Regions from separate parts of the Mus musculus genome. Here region 1 is linked to region 2. The links are chromatin contacts, found by Hi-C or POLR2A ChIA-PET in ENCODE. All regions are on one chromosome and are shown on one strand. Each heading gives the region's core, a stretch centred on a gene start or an enhancer-like site at or near the end of the contact. The rest is flanking DNA. Distances are from core to core; before and after follow the strand shown.

What was found. Hi-C counts contacts between places; a loop is a spot of excess contacts on that map. ChIA-PET counts read pairs that join two places held with the same protein, here RNA polymerase II (POLR2A).
Region 1: a map of heart shows a loop between it and region 2 (2.8-fold over the local background). The contact joins the promoter of Arhgap17 here to the enhancer-like site in region 2. A Hi-C loop is called at or near these places in 18 of 37 maps with a recorded cell type or tissue (T-helper 1 cell, T-helper 17 cell, adrenal gland and 5 more). POLR2A ChIA-PET finds 5 or more read pairs at or near these places in 5 of 5 experiments (Patski and embryonic stem cell).

Annotation. Positions count from the first base shown.
Region 1 is chr7:123,368,140-123,375,100 of GRCm38, forward strand. Arhgap17 (Rho GTPase activating protein 17) reads right to left here and starts at 1,776. Exons shown (of 20, transcript NM_144529.2): 1 at 1,615-1,776. The coding sequence starts at 1,667.
Region 2 is chr7:123,334,867-123,342,438 of GRCm38, forward strand. The region is part of intron 1 of Arhgap17 (Rho GTPase activating protein 17); the gene reads right to left. Among named protein-coding and RNA genes, the nearest start is that of Arhgap17, 31 kb to the right of the region's middle. Within about 2 kb of position 1,670, at least 1 of the 3 ENCODE cell types and tissues checked has a DNase peak (open chromatin) inside an H3K27ac peak, as active enhancers do; it is heart, where a contact is called at or near this core.

The sequences.
Region 1 (6,961 bases), core at 526-3,025, 33 kb after region 2:
GGACGTTTGAAGATAGAAAGCAGGTAGCGCATGGCCTCAAGACGGTGCCCATCCAAGACATCAAGGATCTTCTAAGGACATGGAGACTGAGAGAAGTGAAGAGCATGAAAGGTTATCTATCGGCCAGGTGTGGTAAGAGAGGCTTATGGGAATTCCAGGAAGAGGTTAACATATAAGAAACATAGGCCTCCTGTGGGAACTGAAAGTGGGCAAGTCTGGCCAGAATGTAAAACTAGGAAGAGAGACTAAGGAGAAGCAGGGGCCCACAAAACCCTAACCAGCTTTCAAGGCAGAAAGCTCTCAAGACTTTGCATAAAACCAGCAACTTTCCCTTGTCCCACACAGGACGAAACCTAATCAATAACAAATCTAACAAAGGCATTGTGGCAGCCACTAAGTTTTGATTCTGCCATGCATATCTGCAAGGAGTACAAGACTCACAAGAAAATTATCACTTCTCATCATATTTCTTGTTCATGCCATTAGGATTACTCGCCTTGACCCTAGTCTTTCTCTAACTCTACACGCAACAAAAAACTAGGCATGTGTGGGTTTAAGGGGCAGGGACTGAGTCTGGATAGAGGATACCAAGATTACATGATGGAGGGATTTTTCTTCCCTTCTATTTTTCTTTTTAGAAATTCAATAACAAAACTTAGCAAAAGGTTGGGGGAAATGAAACATTGTAAAAAGCAAATTTAGAAAACCCAAGAGGAAGTAAAAGTATTTTCGTACACATAAAAAAAGAAGTGTCTCACGTGCTTCAACCAAACCAAACTGTCCTTAACTGCTAAGGGAGGAGGGTAACAGCAAGAGCTGTGAAAAACCCATCTATCTTCGTGCAGAATAACCAGCAAATTGGTTCGGCAAAGCTATCCGCCCTGCAAGACCTTGAAATATTTGTTCCAGATAGCACAGCACATGACAACAGCCTCCTGAAAGCTCTAAAAACCGCAAATCGTTCCTGTTCTACAGCCTACTCATCTACTGTCCCTCCTGTATTCTTTCATTAAAAAAAAAAAAAATCAGTTTCTTGTCAAGCACTCACTCAGTGTCAGAAAATACCACATCCAAGGTGAGATGAGAAAAGGCATCCTTTTCGCTTTCCAAACCTCTAGACCTCAAGAACTCACAGCAAACTCCCAAAAGCCTGGATTTTGAGACTGCAGTTCTCGATTCCTTCACAGAGGGGAGGGGGGCTGAACTTAACTGGGCAAGCCACAGTAGCCTAACACCCCTTAGGTTCCCAGTGACCAGCAAGCTCTTCTAGGAGGAAGGCTGCAACAGCGGATCAGCGGGGAGAGCCTGAGAACACCGGCCCCAAAGCTGCGCGCCTGGCACTGCGAGAGGCACACAAGTTTACGGAGTTTTCGCACCAGGCGGCGAGCTCCGGCTGGCGGGGACAGGGAGGAGTAAAGACCCTCGTGAGTCTCCCGAGGACGATGCTCCTCCGGCCAGGACAATGGGCAGCGCCCAAGCCGTAGCTAGGCGCAGACCCCCGCCCCGCGGGGCCCAAGGCCGGGCCGCGCCCGGCTCTCCCCGCTCCCCGGCTCCTCGCGCGCAGGACCGGCCCGCCCCCCGCGCGCCCCCCGCCGGCGCGACCCGCGCACTCGCCTGCCGACAGTCTGATTGGCCAGCTGCTTCATGCGGTTGAATTGCTTCTTCATGGCGGCGGCGGCGGTGGCGGCGCGGCAGGCGGGCGGAGGAGAACTGGGGACCGTCTGGCGGGTCCTACCTACATCGCTTCCCGGCCCCGGAGGCGGTGACGGAGGCTACAATTCGGCCCCGCCCCTCGCCGCGTCACTTCCAGCGTCGCCGCCCGCCCCTACCACGAGTTGGGCCGAGCCTAGCCGAAAGAGGCCGAAACCAGAGAGGTGGAACAGGTGCGGACGGACCCAACATGGGCGGAGTTAAGTGGTTCAGGGCGGGGACCAATGAGGCCGCGCCGAGGTGGGTAGAGCCGAGCCGAACAGGGTCGAAACTAGATAGGTGGAGCCGAGCTTGGTCCGGCCGAAACCGGAGAAGTCAGGCGTAGCTGGACGGAGCAGAGCTGGGCGAACTTGAGTGGAGCCGAACCAATCGGTGAGCGGAGAGGAATGGAGTTGAGCCAATCGGAGACGGACGAGAGTGGCTCTGCTAAGAAGAGCGGAGACTACCCCAGCCCGGCACCTGGACACAGCGGTTCTGAATTAGAGCTGGGCAGGATGGGCCGAGCAGAGCCAAACTTAGCTACCTACTCTAGTGGTGACAACTAGAACGCAAGTGAGCCTCGCAGATCCTGGTCCGGTCCGGCAAGGCGGAACACAGGGATGGGGTCTTGTCCAGTCGGACCCGGAGTCAGGCCAGCCCGGGAAGGGGTTTGGGGGGAGAAGAGTCCGGCCAAGCCGAGCGGAATAGTAGTCCTAGACGAGTGATGCCCGGTCAAGTGAAGGCGAACTGAAACGAGCTGAGGTTAAGCTGAGCGAGTGGACCTAACCTATAGCGGCGGGTCAGACCAGGGTTTATCCTAACCTAGCAGGAGTGAGCTGAAGCAGATCTATAGGGTGAACCAGCTCCGCGCCCTCAGTACTTGAACTGGTCCATGGGAAAGGCCAAAAGAGTAGGGTCAATCAGATGAGGACCCCCAGACTCCCCAGCCAAAGGAGACTGGCCTTCCCTAGGCCCCTGCACTGATGGGCCTCTGAGTCCCCGCTGCCATAAATGACCGCGAGGTTCTGATTCCCAGCCCTACAGTAACAGGCTGGGGAACTTGGTGGGATCATTTCGCATTGCTGAGCCCTTTCGTCCAACTGAGCCAAGTTAGTTTTATGACCCGCAGCCATGTCCTCCTGACTTGGCAGCCTTGGCTCCACACAACATTCCCTGTGCCCCGTGGGCTAAGGCATCCTTTACAGGCTGTGCGATGGTTTAAAGTGTCAACGTGACAGAATCTAGAATCACCTTGGAAACAAATCTCTGTGTGTGTCTGTGAAGAAGTTTCTACATCAGGTTAATTGACGTGGGAAGATCCACTCTAAATGTGGGCCACAGCATTCCATCATCTGTGGCCCCAGACCGCAGAAAACTAGCTGAGTTAGGAGCTTTCGTCTCCTTCTGCTTTCTGAACGTGGAGGCAGTGTGGTCTTCCTGCGAGCTGCCTCAAAAAACTGTCTATTGCAGTGCCTTCCCCATCATGGTAAACATCCCTTCCTAGAACTGGAAGCTGGTTTAAATCCTTCCTCCCTCACATTGCTTCTTGTCCTGCATTTTCTTAAAACAGAGAGCAAAATAACTAATGCAGGATGCATCTTGAGCTCAAAGAACAAGAAAATTAAAAATCTGTAGCGATTACAACACAAGTGTGGACCCTCAAGTCAGGCAGCAAACTGCAAGTCACCAACATTAATTACAACAGGAAGTGTTGAAATAAGGCTTTGTTTTGGTTTGGGTTTTTGTTTTGTTTTGTTTTGTTTTGTTTTTGAGGAGTCTCATAGCTGAGAATGGCCTTAAATTACTGATCCTCCTGCCTCCACCGGCCAAATGCTAGAATTACAGGCTTGTGGCACCCCGTCCAACAAGATTTATTAAAGCAAGACAGACAGGACTTCAAGACCATTTGCCAAACCTGAGTCAGCCATTGAGTCACTACATTCAGATGCTACCATGAAACTAGACAGTGGCGACATAGGCCTGAAAACCCAGCTACTCAGGAGGCTGACACAGAAGGATCACAAATTCCAGGTCAGCCTGGGCTACAGAAAGCAGTAAAAGAACAATGCAGAACAGATGTTGTCATCCTATCAGGGAACACTGTACAGACTTCATTCAGTTCCTGTACCAGTCATGCGCTAGCTTACCAAGTGGATGGCGTGGATTTTAATGTCAATTCGGTCACAACATGGACAAGTCAAAGTTTTAAGACGTGAGTGTGGAGCTGATCCTTATGGAGTGTTGCTCAGACTTGCCGGGTAGAAGGAAGAGCTAGTAGGTGGAAAGTGGCGTCTACCACCATAAAGAACTTAAACAGGACAGAAGCCAGGGAACTGTCAACCATCAAGTTCAATTGTCAACCACTGGCATCCAGAAAACCTCAGTGACACTGAACCAAAGACAGAAGAGTTAGAAATCATGTTTCAGCCAAGTGGCTCAGGAATTAAAGTCACCAATCTCTAAACCTCAGACCATGCTAAACACCAGTCTAGAGCGCAAGATGGGTTCTAGCTGCCAAACTTCACAAACTGACTTCCATCCCTGGGACTCGCATGGTAGAAGCAGAGACCTGACTGCAGCAAGTTATTCTCTAACCTACTCTCATCACACACATCCACACCCACCACATACATACACACACACACACACACACACTTAATTTTTTAAAACTGGCCTACCTACAAACAAAAAGAAGAGTCAAGCCCCAAAATTGAAGAACTTGAAGATGCAGTTAAAGATTTAAGTAAATTATTCCCTATAGAAAGTAACATAGAGTTTGACATAGGAAGAATGTGTCTCTGTTTCCATTCAAAAGAAACAAAGTCTTAGATGTAGACCTTTGAAAGTACAGGCTTGTGCAGTAGACCAAAGTGATTCCGTGGAAGAAGAAGGGAAATCTGAAAAGCCTAAGGGAAGTTCAGAGTTTCCAAAGGAATTCAATGCATACACCAAAGAAAACAAGAACACTTATAGCATAGGATGAGAAAAGATTCCTCGAATCCACAGATGAACTTCCTGGAAAAGATGGAACACCTTGGGGAACAACAGAGCAGGGTAAGCCTGTGGCTAACCCTAAAATGCTACATGTTGTCACAGAACTATGTGTCAACATAGTGTGTCTAACGTGTCAAACCACTGAGTCTCAGCCACATGTTAGAAAGACCTGCTTAAGGAGAAAGAGCAACATCAGTGAAAACTCCTGAACCTAAAAAGCAGTGTAAGATGTCCCTGCTTCAGTTTTTAAGAGACGGGCAGGGGTTAATTTAAAAAACCAACACAGGCAAACAACTACCTTCCCTATTCCCAATTCTTTTCAGGGAAAATTCAAGAAGCAGCTCAGTTGGTAGAGTGCTTGCCAAGTATCCCTGGGGCTCTGGGCTCAATCCTCAGCACTGTACAAATTGGCTATAGTAATACAGATCCAACAATTGGAAGGTAGAAAGAGAAGGGTTGTGAATTCAGAGTTACTCTTGGCTATATACAGAATTAGAAAGCAGCCTGAACTATATGAGACCCTTTCTCAAAAAAAAAAAATTCACAAAACAAAGTAGAACAGATCAAAATTCAGCTACATAAAAAAAAAGACAAGACTCAAACACATTCTGATGTTTTTCAAGTAGAAAATGTCCAGTATCTGGATATAGAAACTAACGTAAAAGGAAGAAAAGAACAATCATTTGATTGTTCAAGTAGGACACTCCACTTGCAAATGAAGAGAATGTGTCTCTGATTGAGCACAGCCTGAGCAGCAAGAACTTAGCTCATCAGACACCAAACAGGAGCAGGAACTTCCCAGGCTCTAAAACTGTGAGCAACAAACTTGCCATTTAAGAACCACCAAGTGCAGTGATTGTAGTAGAATGAGGAGGCCATGTTCCAGCTCCTGCAAGCAGGAGAACTCAGCAGCTTCAGTCCTGAGTCTCTTACTTGATTGTCCAGAGGAGGAGACTACTGGAACAATTGATGCTGGTTAGCTGAAGCTAAGAAATTAGTGGTGACAAAGAAGAGACCAACATCACTGAGGTGAAATCTTCTGGGTAGTGTTTTCTGAGAGCACAAAGGAGCTGTATTCCAGAGATAGCCAACCAAGGTTGTACCTTATGCTGCAGCTGGACTTGGTAATGTGTAAGAATCACTCAGGTGGCACTGGTTTCGAAAGCATGAAGGGGTTATGAAGAACAGCTGAGGCTCGGCACTGTGAGAGGCTATGGAAGGCCATTGGTGAAAGTGCAGCTTCAGTTGCAGCTTATGGCCCTGGATTGAAGGGGTCATGCAAAGGAGTTGAGGCTTGGCACCATGAAGAGAGCCTATGAGAGGTTATTGGTGAAGACTAGTTGTAGTGGAAGACCCCAATATTGTAGAAGCCAGTACCATGGGATGATCACCAAGAACAGCAGCAGCAGTAGAGTGGGTCAAACTGTGTTTAGGGCAGAGCTGGAAAAGTGATGGCAGCCCTTTGGAGGAGCCCAGAAGATCATGTATGGATCCCAGACATTGGAACAAGAACTATGAAGTTGACTTGGAGCCCCCAAGATATTAAAGATGCCGGAGCAGGGGGATATCTGTTGAGGAAAGCAACAACACTCCTTGCTGCAAACAAGGAGTGGAACCAGCCCAGGAGAAAGCAGGCAACACAGGTGAAAAAGGAGTTAGAGATCTGAACACTGCTTTGACATCAGCCACGGAGATGCAGAGTATGGAGTTTGCCCAGCTGGTTCCCTATCTTGCTTTGGGAATTACTGTTAATTTATTGGTTGAATCTCAGAAGAGACTTAGAACTTTGGACTTTTAATGTTGTTGAAACTACTATAGACTATGGGGACTTTGAAAGTTGGACAAAATGTATTTTGCATTATGCTATGTTTAGGTATGGCCCCCATAGATTCATATGTTTGAACAAGCCTATGGGGGCCAGGGAATGGAATGTTATGGTTTGTATATGCTCAGTCCAGTGAGTGGCACTATTAGAAAGTGTGGCCCTTTTGGAGTAGGTGTGTCACTCCGTGTGTGGGCTATAAGACCATCCCCCTAGCTGCCTGAAATTTAGTCTTCCATTAGCAGCCATAAGATGAAGAGGTAGTTCTCTCAGACCTTTCTTACCATACATGCATAGATGCTGCCATGTTCTTGCCTTGATGATACTGGACTGAATCTCTGCACTTGCAAGCCAGCCCCAATTAAATGTTCTTTAGAAGAAAAAAAAAAAACCTCACCAAATGTATGCTCGTGTGGCTGCCCAGATTTTGGCCAGTTTTGCTGACTTTTGTGCCTT
Region 2 (7,572 bases), core at 420-2,919:
CCACAGCACCGGCTTTTTCCATACGGGGAAATCAAACTCAGGACCTCATGCTTGCTTGCATGGCAAGTGCTTTAAAGACTGAGCCATCTCACAGCCCACCCACCCAACAGTGTAAAAACAGCCTGTTACTTACATTTTTACACCATGAGCCTTATATTGTTAGAATTACCTGTTACTTAAGGCAAATGGTATAACTATTAATCTCTTCAAAAGCTAGAAGAGTATCAAAATACTTAAACTCTCAAAGTATCCAAAACAGAAAGGAAATCTAAAATATTAGTATCCTTTCCCAAATTAACTTTTGCTTTAAATTAATCATTTGCTTCAAATTTAGAGGTGGGACTGTGGAGATGGCTCAGAGGTTAAGGACAGAGGTCTGGGTTCAATTCCCCCATAACACCTAAAACTCCAGTTCCAAGGGATCCAATGCCCTTTTCTGACCTTCTCAGGTACCAGGCATGCACATGATACACAGATAGACATATATGCAAAAACACTCACACACATAAAATAAAAATAAATTTAAAACGAATGACTGAATTAAGAGACATCTGCTCTGTAAAGGTACTGGAAGCCATGAAATATAATGACCACATTACATTAAACTGTTAACAGAATACTGTTTAAAAATGAATCTGCAGGCTGGGCAGTGGTGGTGCACGCCTTTAATCCCAGCACTTGGGAGGCAGAGGCAGGTGGATTTCTCAGTTCGAGGCCAGCCTAGTCTACAGAATGAGTTCCAGGACAGCCAGAGCTACACAGAGAAACCCTGTCTCGAAAAACCAAAAATAAATAAATTAAAAAAAAAAAAGGATTCTGCCTGTATTGCCTTTGTGGATATTTCTTATTACATTCATATAACTGCTTTTAGAAAACAAATCACTGTGGATCTTAATCAGATACTGGGGATACTGAAATTATTAAAAATTACCTATAAACTAGGAAACATTGTTTTAAACTGCTAAATTCCGATTATGAATTGTAATTGGGAAGTGGATAGCTCTTTCTACAGAGTCTCTGCTGGCTGTGTGGAGAATCACTACTGTCCTCACCACCAGATACAGTTCCAGTGACCCAGCCTGCCCTCTTCACTATGATGGTTCACCACTTTTTAAGCTCAACTGCTGCTCATTTGTGTATATTGCTAACATCACACGTGTGTGTAAGACACTTAAACTTTATTTATACTACCCCAAGATAGAGCCTCTCACCCTCTTCATGGCTCCTTCCTATTTCCTAACAGTCTCTTTTCTATTTTTAGTAACTATTTTTAAAGTACTCATCTTTACCAGAGGTGTAAAATTCCTACCAAGGAAAGGCTGGCAGTTCTTCAGAATACTGGCCGAGGTGCACACTCTGTAAGGAAGGAAACCCAGTAGAAAAGCTTGCTGAATTCCTAAGCTGTAGTATGTCATTGACTACAGTGCTTTCCACAAGGTGAATGTAGACTGTTAACTGACTGGCTGTCTCCAGTTTTAACTTGTTAGAACAAAGATTAGGACAATGGATTGAATGAAGATACCTAAAGGTGGGAATAAAAGACAATGGTAGAAAACAAGCCCCTTGTAAAACATTTGCTAAGCAAGAGTTTCGAGCCAGACATCTTGCTACAGACTTCAACTCTGTACCCTTAGAGTCTCTTTGTGTCCAAAGTTCTGTGCTTCAAAGTACACTTCAAAGTTTCCTGTGCCTAATTAGGAGAACAATAGCATCAGGAAGGACCTGCCCACTTGCCATGTCACTCTGGGGCTTGTTGTTTCCTATGCAGGCCACTTTGCAGTCCCTCAAAGCATTTACATATGGCTTACTCCACACAGAATATTTGCTATCATTTATTTATTTATTTGAGAGAGACAGAGAGAGATATGCATTTGTGCACACATATATGTATATGGAAGCAAGAGAAGAGAGAGACAAAGAGGCAGGCATGTGTGCACACACACGTACACATACATATATGGAAGTCAGAAAGGCCGTCAGGTAGGTGTCCTCTATCACTCTGAGATTGGGTCTCTTACTCAACCTAGAGGTCACTGCTTTGGTTGGGGTGGCTGGCAGTTAAACTCCAGGAATCTGTAGGTCTCTGTGCCCCGTTGCAGGAGTTACATACTTACGTGGGTGCTAGGGATTGAAACCAAGCTCAAGCTTGTTCATCAAGTGTTCTAATCTGCTTAGCCCTATCCCACCCCAACCTCCCACCACCTCCCCAGGTAGGATTTTTCTTGTAGTTTTTCTAAAGCCCTAAGATGTCTCCCTGGAACTCTCAAGTCCTCAGAGCAGCACTGTGGCTCCCTTCACTCCCTTCACTGTGGCTTCCCTGTCCCTGGACGAGGTCTGGGGACATTCAGCCATCCGCTTATCTTTCATTCAGCCTACTTACTGAGCAAGGAGAAAACATAAGTATTTCCAAACTGGTTGTGAGCCACCATGCGGGTGCTGAACTCAGGACCTCTGGAAGAACAGCCAGTGTTTTTAACCGCTGAGTCATCCATCTCTCCAGCTCCTAGTACTTCCAAACTGGATCATTCAACTTAGAAAAGCAGAGTTTTGTAGTGCACAGTAGCCTCAAAGGGAAAGCTCTAGCTGGTTTGACAATCCTCCCATGGACTGACTCGTGGGCTGACTTATAGCAAAGCTACTGTCATGGTGGCACCTGCACAACAAATGCCACTGTTGAAAATGCCCATGCAGTCTCCAAGATGATCACTACTACATAAACAGGTGCCTAGAACATCTGCCACGGGACCCCCAGGGCTTCCTGGTCAGACTAGAGACCCAGAAGTCCATCCACACCATCATAGTAAGCTGTGTGCTGCCGTCAGTGACCACTGCTGGCCAGACTGAGGCACTCTAGCATCTGAGAGCAAGCAGCCATCCCTCCTCCTGAGCACCGAGTGCAGAATTTACCTGCCATGCAGCAGGGACTGGGGAGATCCTCACTGTATGACGGACGGGTGCCACCAAAACCTGACTTTTACTTCAAAAGAGGCAGTAAAACAATTCCAATGTAACCAGGCAGAAGAGCGGCTGTGGCACAGAGGACTGCCTTCCCCAGCAAAACCCACGGCCACTAACACAACTAGGGCAGTACTTTTCAAAATGAATGTGTTTAAAAATGAGGAGGAACGAAATGAGCATGGTGGTGTCGGCCTATATCTCGTGCTCACTGGGGAGGCAGGAAGTCAGGAGTTCAAAGTCATCCTCAGCTAACAACAATCAGTTTACTGCCAGCCTCGGCCTCAGTAAGATCGTGTATCAGAAAACCAAAAGAGTAAGTGCACCTATATTACTATAGACGTTTAACTTCTAGATTAGAGAGGAGGGAAATCATCCCTCGCTCCTGTCACTCCACACTGCAGGTGAAGCTACTGTTATCAACTTACACATCCTTCACTCGAAATCTAAACTAGTGATTCCCAACCAGAGGTGACTGTCCCCTTACCACCACCCCAACCTCCCAGGGACATCTAGTGTGGACTTGCTGTGCTGGGAGTGCAAGACGACCTCCACTCACCGCATCACACTGTTTTCTCCTTACCAGTGCTGACCAGGGGCTGAGTTTCCAGCTGCATTAGCGCCCACTGCTGCTGAACACCCTGCCACACACTGAGGGCTTAGAGGATACAAATGCATTATTAGCTTGCAATTCTAGAGGTCGAAAGTTCAAAGCAGCACTCGCTGGGCAGAAACTCAGGGTCAGCACTGCCAGGCTCTTTTCCGGACAGTTGGAGGAGAATCCACTTCCTTCCTTCCCCAGCTCCTGGAAGCCACCCGCATTCCTTGGTCCTTTCCTGTACTGTGCAGGACAGCAGCAATGGACACCCTGTGCTTTTCTTCCCAGTCACAGCTTCCTATCAGGACGCTCAGTGACTCCCTCCTTCCATGGCTACCTGAAAACCCAGTGTCACTGCTCCTTCTATCTACGTGGAGCCTTGGCTCCCCTCTGCCATTACAAAGTCATACATGCACAAGTTCTGGAAACTACCGTGTGGACACCTGTAGGGACAGCAAGTATCCTTTTGCCAGCCACAGGCCCTAAATATGAACAGTGCCAAGGCTGAAGAACCCGATCCCAGTGATACATTGACACACATATAGAATCATGTGTATGTGACAGCCATCCACACAGGTCTGACAGGCAGACATACCTGAGGAGCATCCTCATAGGTCAGAGCCCTCAGGCCTACCTTGTAAATACCTGTATGTGCCCCTGCCTGTTTAAACACACTGAGGCCACTACATGAAACTAAGGCAGTGCTTCCCAAGCCCCCCTCCCTGTGGAGTCTACTTGACCATGACTAAAGACGGGTCCAGGGTATCAACACCCATATCACAAACCGTTCTGCCAGGGCTGCAGGAGCCCTGTAAGAGCCCTACTGAGAGCGGAGACACCACAGCTAAGACAGCCGGTGTATCTTAGGCACAGAAGAGCTGTCTCAGCTGGTCTCTCCCTCAATTCTTACATCAACTCCATGAGGTAAGAGCTTCTACCAGATGAGCAAAGTAAGGCTGTGGAAGGAAACTTGCCTATGGCCACCCTATCAGAGGCAGAGACTCTGATTCAAACCCAGCATACTTCATCCTGCAGCCTTCTCCTTGTTTATCCAAGGGTTCAGCAAACTACATCTGCAAGCCAAAGCCAGTCAGAGAAGAGAGTTTTTATTATTTTTAAATAGTTTTTTTTTTAAAAGAGGAATAATGTTTTATAGCACTTGAAATTCAAATGTCAGCACGTGCGATCAGGTGTGTGTGCATGCTCGCACTTGTGTATACATGCATGCATACATATGCATGTGTGTGCACATGTGTATGTTTGTGATGGTCACTGTTAAAACTTTAACTTGCCACAACTTGAAATCACCTGAGAAAGCCTCAGCTGAGGAACTGTCTGGATCAGGCTGATGTGTGGCGTGTCTGTGGGTGATCAGGCTGACGTGTGGCGTGTCTGTGGGTGGTCAGGCTGACGTGTGGCGTATCTGTGGGTGGTCAGGCTGACGTGTGGCGTGTCTGTGGGTGGTCAGGCTGACGTGTGGCGTGTCTGTGGGTGATCAGGCTGACGTGTGGCGTGTCTGTGGGTGGTCAGGCTGATGTGTGGCGTGTCTGTGGGTGGTCAGGCTGATGTGTGGCGTGTCTGTGGGTGATCAGGCTGACGTGTGGCGTGTCTGTGGGTGGTCAGGCTGACGTGTGGCGTGTCTGTGGGTGGTCGGGCTGATGTGTGGCGTGTCTGTGGGTGATCAGGCTGATGTGTGGCGTGTCTGTGGGTGATTATTTTGGTTGATTGATACAGAAGAACCCAGACAGTTGTGGGCAGTGCTATTCCCTAGGCAGGAGATCCTGGACCACATACGAGGAAGAAACAAGCCTAGAGCAAAAGTGGCAGCAATGAGCAGACGACATGGGACATCTGTCTCTGCCTGCTCTGACTGTGCATTTGGAATGATCATCCGCTAAACTCCGCTTAACTTCTCCTCAAAGACAGACTATAATCTGGAATGTCAAACTAACTAAACCTTTTCCTCCACCAAGATGCTTTTTTCAGGGTGTTTTCTCACTGTCTCAGAAATGAAGCTAGGATAAACAAACACAGTCTATAAATAAAGTCTATTGGAATACTGCCAGGCCTAGCACTGCCACTACCAACGACTGTTAGGGGTAGAGCTAAGATCTACCCCCAACAATCATCAGAGCTCCAGGAACTCACTAACAGGGTCTTTATGGAAAGTGCATGCCAACCTGGTCCACATCAGCAGCTCTGACCAGGCACGGCAGAGACCTCGAAAGCTAGCCTTTCAGCATCATTCTGTGGACTAGTATATAAGGAGAGTATCCACTACATTTTCTTTCTCAATATTTTGCATTATATTCAAGATGTGCCTACTAACTACACTGAATGGTGGTGGCTGAGCCGATCCAGCCCTGAAGCAGAGGCACATCTCAGGGATAGTCAGTGGTGACAGAACCAATGAGAAAGTATGCGTGTCTCCTCACCCCTCCCCATCCCTCAGGCACACACAGAGACAGTAGACTATCTTCAGTTTGGTCTCTCTTCATAAACAAACCTCAAGTCAGAACTGAAATGAGCACCTATCTCTATAAGGAAGGGTTCGGCTAGTTTTCTTCTGGAAAGACCAAGGAAGAAACGTTCCAGGCTTGCAGCCTACACTGTGCTACGGTCGGTTGCTCAGCTCCACTGGAAGTAGCCATAGATAGCACAGGGATGGATTTGACTATGGCCCAAGACTTCACCTTTAAAAGTTTTTCCTTTTCAGTGTAGAGGCTCATAATTCTACCCTTGCTACGGTATCTGGGGTAAACAAGCATACAGATGGGGCATCAACACTGATACCAAACACTAATGCCATCCCATGTCTGAGACCACACAGCTGCCTTCGGTTTATATACTCACATGTAAGATCGCAGTCCTGCCCACACATCACTTGATATGTAACAACAACAAAAATCTACCACAGAAAGTTGAAATAATTTTTAATAAACTGATTTTAATTCTAGTTATCTAGAAACAAAACAGGGAAGCCTCAGTTGGTCAGGAAACCCCAGTGTTCTCCCCAGCTGGAGACTGCACACATCATGACTGTATCCACAGGGAAGTGACAGAGGCAGGCTTACAGACTAGAAGGGGATCTCTGTCCCTAGGAATTCAAGTTTGTGTGATCCTGTTACAAATGCTTCCAAGACCCAAAGAGCTGCAGGCCTGGGTGAGCTCTTACTATTTTCTCTCACCAGCTCTGCTGTCTTCTTGAGCTGCTAAAAAGGAATCTGAAATCTACTTAATTGGATTTTTAAAAATAAAGGCCCCTCTCATACTTTGTACATCAAACGATTTGTTTCACATTCCACTGAACAGTTTACAAAGTCCTGAGTTCACAGACCTCTAAAGGGGTCATCTGGGGGAAGGGGATTCCCAGGCATGACATGCGAAAGGAAAGGGTGCTTGTCCTGGAAAAGATCATACGGAGTATTTAAGCAACGGCACAGGCAGAGACAGCTAAGCGTTCTGCACTCTGAATTCCAAACCTAGAGTTTATCCAGCTTCTTTCTCTAAGATGGAGGTAATTTACTTTTATTTTAACAAATATGAAGCCTTATCAATCTTAACTGAATCTTTTTGGAGGATTATTGAATCCCGGTCAGTGACTAAGCCCAGCAGTCACACTTCATCGTCCTCTCACATATGTGAGCATGCCCACAGCTTTCTGCTGGCTGGCTGGCCTTTCCCTCTGGCACACGAAGTGGAATCTTTTGCTGGCCCTTCTCTAACCACATGGCCTAAGTCTCAAAGCTCCACCAAAACTTTTTGCCTATGGCAGGGTCCAAGGAAACTTCTCCACCAGCAGCACACTGCACTTCTCAGTGGCGTCCTCTTTAGACTCCCTGAAGTCCCGCATCCCCTAGCCTACTTACAGGTCTGTGTTCACCTGCTTGGACCTGGAGGAGTTTCAGACTGCAAAGTTTCTTTTTGAAATCAGAAACAGGTAAAATCAACAACAACAACAAAAACCGAACATTCAAGTTACTGTTAAGGCAGAAAAGGCATGGAACACCATGGCCTAT